Linked DNA regions of Homo sapiens: regions 1 and 3 are each linked to region 2. Evidence: chromatin contacts called from ENCODE Hi-C or POLR2A ChIA-PET data. All regions are on one chromosome and are shown on one strand. The core of a region is the stretch at or near the end of the contact, and the rest is flanking DNA. Distances in the headings are between cores, read along the strand shown. Region 1 overlaps KANSL1 (KAT8 regulatory NSL complex subunit 1). Region 2 has its middle 35 kb from the start of LINC02210. Region 3 overlaps KANSL1 (KAT8 regulatory NSL complex subunit 1).

Evidence for each region. A loop is a pair of places that touch in the nucleus more often than their neighbours do. ChIA-PET counts read pairs that join two places held with the same protein, here RNA polymerase II (POLR2A). Pooled maps may share reads with other maps.
Region 1: a loop to region 2 is called in a pooled map, with 2.7 times the contacts of the local background. The contact joins two enhancer-like sites. A Hi-C loop is called at or near these places in 2 of 168 maps with a recorded cell type or tissue (K562 and psoas muscle) and 8 of 50 pooled maps.
Region 3: a loop to region 2 is called in a pooled map, with 3 times the contacts of the local background. The contact joins two enhancer-like sites. A Hi-C loop is called at or near these places in 1 of 168 maps with a recorded cell type or tissue (chondrocyte) and 6 of 50 pooled maps. POLR2A ChIA-PET finds 5 or more read pairs at or near these places in 1 of 52 experiments (T-cell).

Annotation. Positions count from the first base shown.
Region 1 is chr17:46,119,700-46,122,765 of GRCh38, forward strand. The region is part of intron 2 of KANSL1 (KAT8 regulatory NSL complex subunit 1); the gene reads right to left. Among named protein-coding and RNA genes, the nearest start is that of KANSL1, 72 kb to the right of the region's middle. Within about 2 kb of position 1,577, at least 3 of the 41 ENCODE cell types and tissues checked have a DNase peak (open chromatin) inside an H3K27ac peak, as active enhancers do.
Region 2 is chr17:45,583,801-45,587,142 of GRCh38, forward strand. It overlaps the pseudogene DND1P1. Among named protein-coding and RNA genes, the nearest start is that of LINC02210, 35 kb to the right of the region's middle. RefSeq lists an enhancer at 551-1,495. Within about 2 kb of position 1,376, at least 39 of the 41 ENCODE cell types and tissues checked have a DNase peak (open chromatin) inside an H3K27ac peak, as active enhancers do.
Region 3 is chr17:46,144,770-46,147,817 of GRCh38, forward strand. The region is part of intron 2 of KANSL1 (KAT8 regulatory NSL complex subunit 1); the gene reads right to left. Among named protein-coding and RNA genes, the nearest start is that of KANSL1, 47 kb to the right of the region's middle. Within about 2 kb of position 1,467, at least 3 of the 41 ENCODE cell types and tissues checked have a DNase peak (open chromatin) inside an H3K27ac peak, as active enhancers do.

The sequences.
Region 1 (3,066 bases), core at 327-2,826, 540 kb after region 2:
GCCTACTGTCAATGTTTTCACCTTCCTGCTCAGGCTGCCAGGCTCCAAATCACTAAGTTCCTACCATAATTAAGTCCTTCTACATTTCACATCTGTCTTTTTCTTTTTATTTCAATTGACCTAAATGTCCTTATTCACCCTTCACCTGGCCTCTAAAATGCCTAGTATTTCTGCTTCTAGTCTTACACCCAACGGTGCTCCTCACTCATTGCCTATGGGTCAAAGGCCAGCTTATTTAACATCAAATTCAATTTAAGACCTTACCTACCTCTTGGATCCATTTCTGTGGTTCCACAAACAGATTAAAAATTATACTTAAAACACACCAACACACATGCAGAGCTTTATTTCTGAAGAAGAAGAGAGAGGGGTGGAAAGGAAAAAACTTAAGAAACAATGTTCAATCTGAAAGTATCACTTCTAAGTGGAAGGCTACAAGGGATAATTAATAGCTACCAAAACTGAACACTGAAACATCACATCCCTCTTTCATGGAGCCATGTAAGTTAAAAAAGAATCTTAAACTGTTGAGGTATATCAACATAGACAAAATCTGAATGCCAAAGTGAGTTTCACTCTAGGATCAGGTTATCTGGCAGCTCCTGAAACAGGACAGTTTCAGGAACCCTGTACAAACCTCAGTGAAATGAAATAACTTCAAGCTGTTTGTTACAGGGGACTCTTGTGTCTTTTAGTCTAAGTAAAAGCAGCAATTTTCTACAATATATTTATATAAGCTGTGCATTTCCATGAAAGAAAGGAGGTCTACTGTGGATATATGCTTGGTATGAAATTATGTCAGAAACAAGTGGGAGCGAGGGGCAAGTCAACATGCTGTCACTAAATAAAAGACAGACCCCCAGAAATGACCTCAACAATCAAAGAAAACATGATAGTGTAAGTTAACATGATTAATTTTTTAAATTAATAGACTATATTTTAAAGTAATTTGAGGTTTAATGAACTGAGTAGACAGCAGAGTACCCATATACCCTCCCTTCCATTTCCTTTGCACATTTATTATACTTAATGAGCCAATACTTGCATATTCTTATTAACCAAAGTCCATTTACATCAAGGTTCGCTTTGTTTTGAATTTTGACAAATGTAAAACATGTACTTACCACGAAATTTTACAATATGCAATACCAAAAAATACAGCTAGATTCAAAGAGAGAATGTTTCAGCATCTCATTATCTTTATCACAGTAACATAAACTGAACTCCGATCTTCTCCCCTGCTCCCACCTAGTTTTCCCAGTCTTCCCATCTCAGTAAAGAGCAATACCTTCCATCCACTTGCTCAGACCAAAAATTCCTTCCTCTTTTATAACCCATACATCCAGCCCATCAGCAAATCCTACCTGCTCTAACTTCAAAATATATCCAGAATTGAACCTTAATTCTCACACTTTACCACCACCACTGGAACCCAAGACACCATTCTCTCACTAGGTTATTATAGTAGCCCCCTAACTCTTTTTTTTTTTTTTGCTTCTGTCCACAAACTAATCAGATCATGTCACTCCTCTACTCAAAGCAGGAACTGGCATTCTACCTTAGAGCAAGAGCTACAATCCTCACAACAGGCCTACTAGGTTCCACACAACCTGTCTCCACCTACCTCAGTTCCCTTTTCTGTCTATGACTTCACCTCCTGTGTCCTCTTCACCACTTGCTGTTGAAGCTACACTGGTTTGCTTGCCGGATTACTTCAGGCAGTCTCTGTCCTTAAAGTTTTGGCACTGGCTGTTCTTTTTGTCCAAAATATCTTCCACAAATGCTCACACAGCTGACTTCACATCCTGACACAAATATCACTTTCATAGTTAGGCCTTTTTCCCTGATGACCCTATTTATCACTGCATTGTTTTCCCCTGTACTCCTTATCCCTCTTACCTGCTTTATTTTTTTCTGCATAGCATTTGCTGCAACCAAATATATATTCTACTTTGTTATTTTATTGACCCCCCCACCCCACTAGAAAATAAATGCAGCAACTGAGGTTTCTGGCCTTAAAAAGCACTTAGTAATTATTTGTTGAATGAATAAACTATGGTGTACAGATTCTCCTCAACTTACAATGGGGGTTTTGTCCCAATAAACCCATCATAATTTGAAAATATCATAAGATGAAAATGCATTTAACGCACCTAACCTACTGAACATCAAAGCTTAGCTGGGCCTACCTTAACGTGCTCAGAACACATACATTATCCTACAGTTGGGCAAAATCATCTAACACAAAGCCTATTTTATAACAAAGCATGAATAACTCATTTACTGAAGACTGTACTGAAAGTGAAAACAACGGCTGTGGGTACTCAAAGTACAGTTTCCAGTTTTCACACGATAATAAAGTTGAAAAACCATAATTTGAACTATAGTAAGTTGGGGACCATCTGTCAAGGTTCCTAAAGGTGACATACAGGTGCTAGCAACTACAGTCTAAAAAAATAAAGCCCCAATTCTCAACAAATCAGTAACTGATTCTGGAAACACAGAAGTTCCTTTGACTCTCTTAAAGGCTTCAAGCCCCTCTATCAGAAAAAAATGTCTACAGTTTGAGGAGACTAGCCTGCTGCCTTCGGGATGTCCCCATCTGTTTTCTAGCCACTAACACAGCCACAAAGCATACCACACTTAGGAACAGATCTATGGGTAGGACACAAGCATATTTAGGCTGCTATCATAAAGATAAAGATGCATTCAGCCATAAATACTTAAACAAGTATTCATACTGGAAATATGAAACACTTTTAATCATATTCCTAACAAAAGTACCACGAGATTAACTGGCTGAGAAATAATGGGGGTGATCTCCTATCGACTACAAAAGTGGGTTAGAAACTGAAGTAATCTAACCTCATCAAGCAAGTAAAGCTTCACTTTACTGCACTTTGCAGATGCTGTTTTAAAAAAAAACAAATTCAATGTTTATGGCAACCCTGCATCAAGCAAGTCTATTAGCGTCATTCTTCCAACAGCGTGCACTCACTTCATGTCCATGTGACACATTTGGGTAATTCTCACAATATTTCAAATGTTTTCATTATCTGTTATGAT
Region 2 (3,342 bases), core at 126-2,625:
GCGATCAAATGAGTTAAGACGCGTGTTCCTGCGGTCTTGTAAATTTTTGATTTAACCAAAACAATTTTGAATCAGATGAATTACCAAATTTCGTTGGGTCTTGTTTGGCTTTCTGCTTTGCTTTTTAATCAGCCATTTACCAGAAACTGTTGCACGGGCCCGTTAGCACTCGAAGAATAAAAACAAACACACAAGACCAGATAAGGTTCCCCTACTAACCCAAATGATCCGTTTCCTTAACATAATTTTAAAACCACAGCTAGGGGTGTGAAAACAGATTGTGGCACACAATCTGTCCAAATCCTTAATTCCCTTTTAAGGAACAGATATATAATAAAAATCCGAAAGGAACCACATTAGAAATGAAAAGAGGTTTGCAAAACAAGAGGCTTCTTTCATTCCAGAAAACTACCAAAACAAGGGGAAAAAATGAAAGCAATGGATATGTGTTTGCCCAAGTTTCAATCTTGCCCGGTGGAGACACTACACTGGTACAAATTCTGAGGAGGAAAAAGAGGAGGTTGGCGGGAGGCGGGAAGAGAGAGCGAGTGTGGCCCGCCAACTGCAACAATGCAATCTCCATTTTGAACAATGCGCCTCTTTCCTCCTATAAATCTGGTTTTTTGCCACTTGATGTGCCCTCGCATTTCCCCTCTGGGGGTCGGCGGGGTTGGGGGGAGATCGGAGCAGGATGCACAGCACACGAGTGAGCAAAGGGGGAGGGCAGAGAAGGTGGGGAAGGAGTCTGCAGCAACTGGGCTGAGTGGGTACCTGGAGTGCTGCTGTAGGTACTATGGCTCCTGACGCTGCTTTCCGTGCAGTAACTGGCGTCCTCCTACACCACTTTGTTGACAGCCCTCCAGACCGCAGCCGTCCGGGCCAGGTGGCTGCCCCCGCCTCCCCCCGGCCGGGGCGCTGGTGCTGGGGTGGGGCCGGCGGCGGCGGCTTTCTCCGGCTACTGCTGCCCATCCTGGGCGAGCTCAGGCGCGTCTTGGGCGCCACCTCAGCCTGGCGGCGACCCACCTGCCCGGGCTGCTACCGCGTTGCCGCGAGCGGAACCCCGGATGGGTCCGGACGTGGGCAGCGGCAGCGGCGGCGGGGCCGGGGCGCAGCGCTCCGCAGAGGGAGCCGCGGGCTGCTTGGTCGGCCTGCCCCGCCGGCCCCTCATGTTGGAGCCGAGGCGGAGGGAGAAGGGAAAGCGGCCGGGAAGGGGCGGGCGCAATGGGCGCAGTGGGGGCGGCTGGGGCCGGGTGGGGAGGCCAGAGGGGCAGGGCAGGAGGGGCCCGGCCTGCGGAAGCGGTTGGAGGGAGAAGGCTCAATCCGAATGGCTGGGGCCCCACTGCGGATCGCCTTCAGCCTCCATCTCGTTTCTTCCGTTAACGGAGCGCGGTCACGTGAGCTGAGCAGCCTACGAGCCTGGGACGGGGCGAGGTGGCGCAGCGGCTGCTTGGGGGAGCGCGGGAGCATTGAGTCGGGGGCAGAGAGCCTGGGGCGCCGGGGCTGGGCGCAGCGAGGCGCGGCTGGACTCCGGGCTTGGTGGCGCGGTTGAGAGAGACGCGCAGCTGGCGAAATGCCCCGCGTCTAAGGCCTTCGGAGACCATAGTCTCCGCGGACCCCTGGCTGGAGCCCAAAGCCGGTCGGACCTCCTCCCTGCGTCTCCCCTTCCGCGGCTCGGAGAGGAAGGCAGGAGAGCCCCCAAATATTCCCCTCCCGCCCTCTAGGGAAACTGAAGCTGAAAGAACCAGCGAAAGAAAAAAAAGTCTCGGAGTGGGGCGGCCCGAGCGACCTAAGGGACGGGGCAGTGGCAGCGACCGAGGGAAATTAGTCGGGGTGGGGGAACAGGGAGACAAGCCCCCAGAATTTAGGAAACTCCTAAATTCTACTAAAAATACAAAAATTACCTGGGCATGGTGGCGGGTGCCTGTAATCCCAGCTACTTGGGAGGCTGAGGCAGGAGAATCGCTTGAACCCGGGAGGCGGAGGTTGCGGTGAGCCAAGATCCTGCCATTGCACTCCAGCCTGGAGAACAAGAGTGAAACTACGTCTCAAAAAAAAAGAGAATAGAGAGCCATGCAGTCCACGCGGGATTGTGAGCTGTGGTGTGAGAGGGTGAAGCCAGAGAACAAGGCGGCGCTGGAGGCGTGGGTCAGGCAGACAGGCATCGCCTGGTGCAGGTGAACGGGCAGAGGAAGTATGGCGGGCCACCCCCAGGCTGGGTGGGCAGCCCGCCGCCGGCTGGGTCAGAGGTGTTCATCGGGCGGCTGCCTCAGGAAGTGTATGAGCACCAGCTATCCTGCTGTTCCAGCGCGTGGGCCGCCTCTACGAGTTCCGCCTGATGATGACCTTCAGCGGCCTGAACCGCGGCTTCGCATATGCCCGCTGCAGCTCGCGGCGCGGCGCGCAGGCCGCCATCGCCCGCTGCACAACCACCCGCTGCGGCCGTCCTGCCCGCTGCTTCTGTGCCGCAGCACCGGGAAGTGTGAGCTGAGCGTTGACTGCCTGCCGCCGAATCTGACCCGCACCGCGCTGCAGCCCGCGCTGCAGCCGCTGGGTCCCGGCCTGCAGGAGGCGCGGCTGCTGCCCAGCCCCGGACCGGCGCCCGGGCAGATCGCTCTGCTCAAATTCAGCTCGCACTGGACCGCTGCCATGGCCAAAAAGGCCCTGGAGGAAGGGCAGCCACACCTCTGTGGAGAGCAGGTGGCTGTGGAGTGGCTCAAGCCAGAACTGAAGCAGCGACTTCGCCAGCAGCTTGTGGGTCCCTCCTTGTGGTCCCCACAGCCAGACGGCAGCCAGTTGGCCTTGGCAAGGGACAAGTTAGGGTCCCAAGGGGCTCGGGCTACCCTGCAGTTGCTGTGCCAACGAATGAAGCTGGGCAGCTCTGTGTTCCTCACCAAGTGTTTGGGCATAGGACCTGCTGGCTGGCACCGCTTCTGGTACCAGGTGGTGATTCCTGGGCATCCGGTGCCCTTCAGCGGCCTCATCTGGGTTGTGCTGATCCTAGATGGCCGGGATGGGCATGAGGTGGCCAAGGATGCTGTGTCTGTACGGCTGCTGCAGGCACTCATTGAGTCTGGGGCCAACCTCCTGTGGTCTGCTGGGGCTGAGGCAGGTAGCATGGTTAAACAGTGACTCCATTCTCTCTCCACAGGCAGCCCGAATGGGCATGCACAGCCTGTGTCAGGCCCCAACCCAGCAGACCTGGGTGGCCACTATCTGACCCCCAAAGGTGGGGAGGGGCATGGGCCCAGGCCCATCAGCCTCCCTGCTGGGACAGGGACCTATGGCACCTGGGGGCAGCTTAGGTTTTGCTTAAGTTGTGGTGATGGGCCTTGCCCTCCCCCT
Region 3 (3,048 bases), core at 217-2,716, 560 kb after region 2:
ACAAATGATGATGACACTGCCCTTAGCTTTCTATGTGCAAAGACAGTATTAACCTTCCCAGGCCAAACTTACGACTACACCTTTTCCACACGAAATGCAAGGCATTTCTAACTCCCCAGATTACCTCACATTCGTTGGATGCCACACAATAGATTATAAAGTATCAAGATATATATTAATTTTTAAAAGTTCACCAGGAGTTGGATATTCTAAACTGGGTTTCTGATTCTTAACAGTGAGAATGAAGTCAAGCTCCTTATTTGGTGGTTAGAGGAGAGGATTTGGCCAGAAATAATTCTTTTAGGATTGACAGACAAGTACTACTTAAGTTCTATCATCTCATCCAAAAACTTGCTTCTTATATTCTGCTTTTAACCCGATCTACACAATGAAAAGCCACGGAGACTAGTTTTGCATGAAAGCAAAGGACTTTTCTAATATGACTTCAGAGCATGCCATGCTTTAAAGTCCATGTTCAACCACTTACTATCATTTTCCAACTCACTCTCTATGGGCCCATCCCATATTTCAACTACAGGTATACCTCCTGGCCCTTTCTATTTCATAAGCTTCTTTGGAAGACAAATCTACTGATTTATGCAATAAACTTTCTACCTCTACTTAACCAATTTGATAATTTAATAGCTGGAGATAATTCTAAATTCCCCAAACCTTAATCAAGAATTTTGGAAAAAAAGAGCTATCTAGAACAGTTATCTTCCTGAAAACACTGTTGTGCTAAACTGAAACACAGCCTTTTCTCAAGAGCTAAGCAGCTACTTGGGTCTACATTTTAATGCACTAAATAATTTTATAAGATCATGTTTGAAACCAAAAAACCCAAAAAGGATTGTCAAGCTAGGTCAGCTTACAAAACCCCTTCTGTTATGAACTAGGAAATCAAACAACAAAACATAAGCTCTAGGAAATGAGCATGGAGGTGCTCCATCCATACTAGCTTTTCCTTGTTTTTTTCTTGAGAGGAGTGACTCTCTGTCACCCAGGCTGGAGTGTAGTGATGCAATCCTGGTTCACTCCAACCTCCACCTCCTGAGTTCAAGGGATTCTCCTGCCTCAGCCTCCCGAGTAGCTGGGATTACAGGCGTCGACCATGACACTCAGCTATTTTTTGTATTTTTAGTAGAGACAGGGTTTCACCATGTTGGCTAGGCTGGTCTCAAATTCCTGACCTCAAGTGATCCTCCCACCTTGGCCCCCTCAAAGTGCTGGGATTACAGGTGTGAGCCACCGTGCCAGCCCATACTAGCTTTTCTGAAGCCTCTTTACTCATTCTTTTGTTCTCTACTCTAGCAGCTAAAGACATCTCCTAAAGAAACAACTAGTGTGCCTCCATACAACCCCTCAGTAAGCACTCAGTATTGAGACTAAACTGTGAAAAGCACTAAAATAAATGCATCATTCATCTATGACCTTCTGAGAATACCACCACCTCATATTTGAATAGACGTCTAGTTTTCATGAGAACTTTCACGCACTCATTTGATCCTCTTTAAAAACCACAGGAAACAGGGCAAGCCATCTTATCAGCTCTATTTACAGAGAGGGAAATCAATTTGAAAAGGTTACATAGCTTAATCAAGGTCACAAAGTGACTGACTGGCCAAGCTGGTACTCAGTCTTATGATAGTCCAGGGCTCTTTCCTCTACACTGATCCTAAATTGAAAAAAAAAATTTTTTTTGGACTGCTCCTGCAAGGTAGGGCTACCCCATAGGCAGAGAGTAGCTGAAAAATTCTGTATGTGTCTATCACAAGAAGTTGAGGCCGGGCGCGGTGGCTCACGCCTGTAATCCCAGCACTTTGGGAGGCCGAAGCCGGCGGATCACGAGGTCAGGAGATCGAGACCATCCCAGCTAAAACGGTGAAACCCCGTCTCTACTAAAAATACAAAAAATTAGCCGGGCGTAGTGGCGGGCGCCTGTAGTCCCAGCTACTTGGGAGGCTGAGGCAGGAGAATGGCGTGAACCCGGGAGGCGGAGCTTGCAGTGAGCCGAGATCCCGCCACTGCACTCCAGCCTGGGCGACAGAGCGAGACTCCGTCTCAAAAAAAAAAAAAAAAAAAAAAAAAGAAGTTGACAGGCCTAAAAGGTTTCACATTTAGATGTTTCTTTTTTTGGAAAAGGTGAAGATCTGGCTGGGCACAGTGGTGCACATCCTTAGGTAGTTCCAGCTACACAGGAGGCTGAGGCAGAAGAACTGCTTGAGCCCAGCCTGAGCAACACAGTGAGACTCCATCACTAAAAATAAGTAAATAAATAAATCACATAAAAAATAAAAAATTTTAAAAGGGGGTAAAGAGCCAATGAATTGACTAAGAAATGTGTTGTTTCAAATCAGAATGACCTTGAAAAGCCATAGTACTTGCATGCAAAAATATGATCCGATTTAAAAAGTCAATATGCTTAAAATACAACAGAAAAATCAACCAATATATGTATTTCGTATTACTGGTTTAAAATTTCTGAATATGCTGTAAAGAGAAGGAGGTGAAAAACGTCAACCAGACTGGGGTGGTGGCTCATGCCTGTAAACCCAGCACTTTGGAAGGCCAAGGTGGGTGGATCACTTGAGTTCAGGAGTTCACGACCAGTGTGGGCAAGGTGGCAAGATCCTGTCTCTACAAAAAATACAAAAATTAGCCAGATGTGGTAGCATGCGCCTGTAGTGCCAGCTACTCGGGAGGCTGAGATAGAAGAATTGCTTGAGACTAGGAGGCAGAGGGTGTAGTGGGCAGAGATCATACCACTAACCCCTCCAGCCTGGGTGACAGAGTGAGACTCTTTAAAAAAAAAAAAAAAAAAAAAAAAGAGAGCGAGAGAGAAAGAGGCAGAGAGAGAGAGAAAGATCTCAACTGATAAGATACTACATAATCACATTATCTCTTGCTTGACCAACTTAACAAATATTTCAAAATGTTTATAAAAATCAAAATGGGTCAGCATTGGAAGAAGTTGTAAGTAAAATTCAGGTGTTCTCCACATGAGGCAACTGCTGTTAATAGAAGACTATATGACGGTATTTTCTCGAA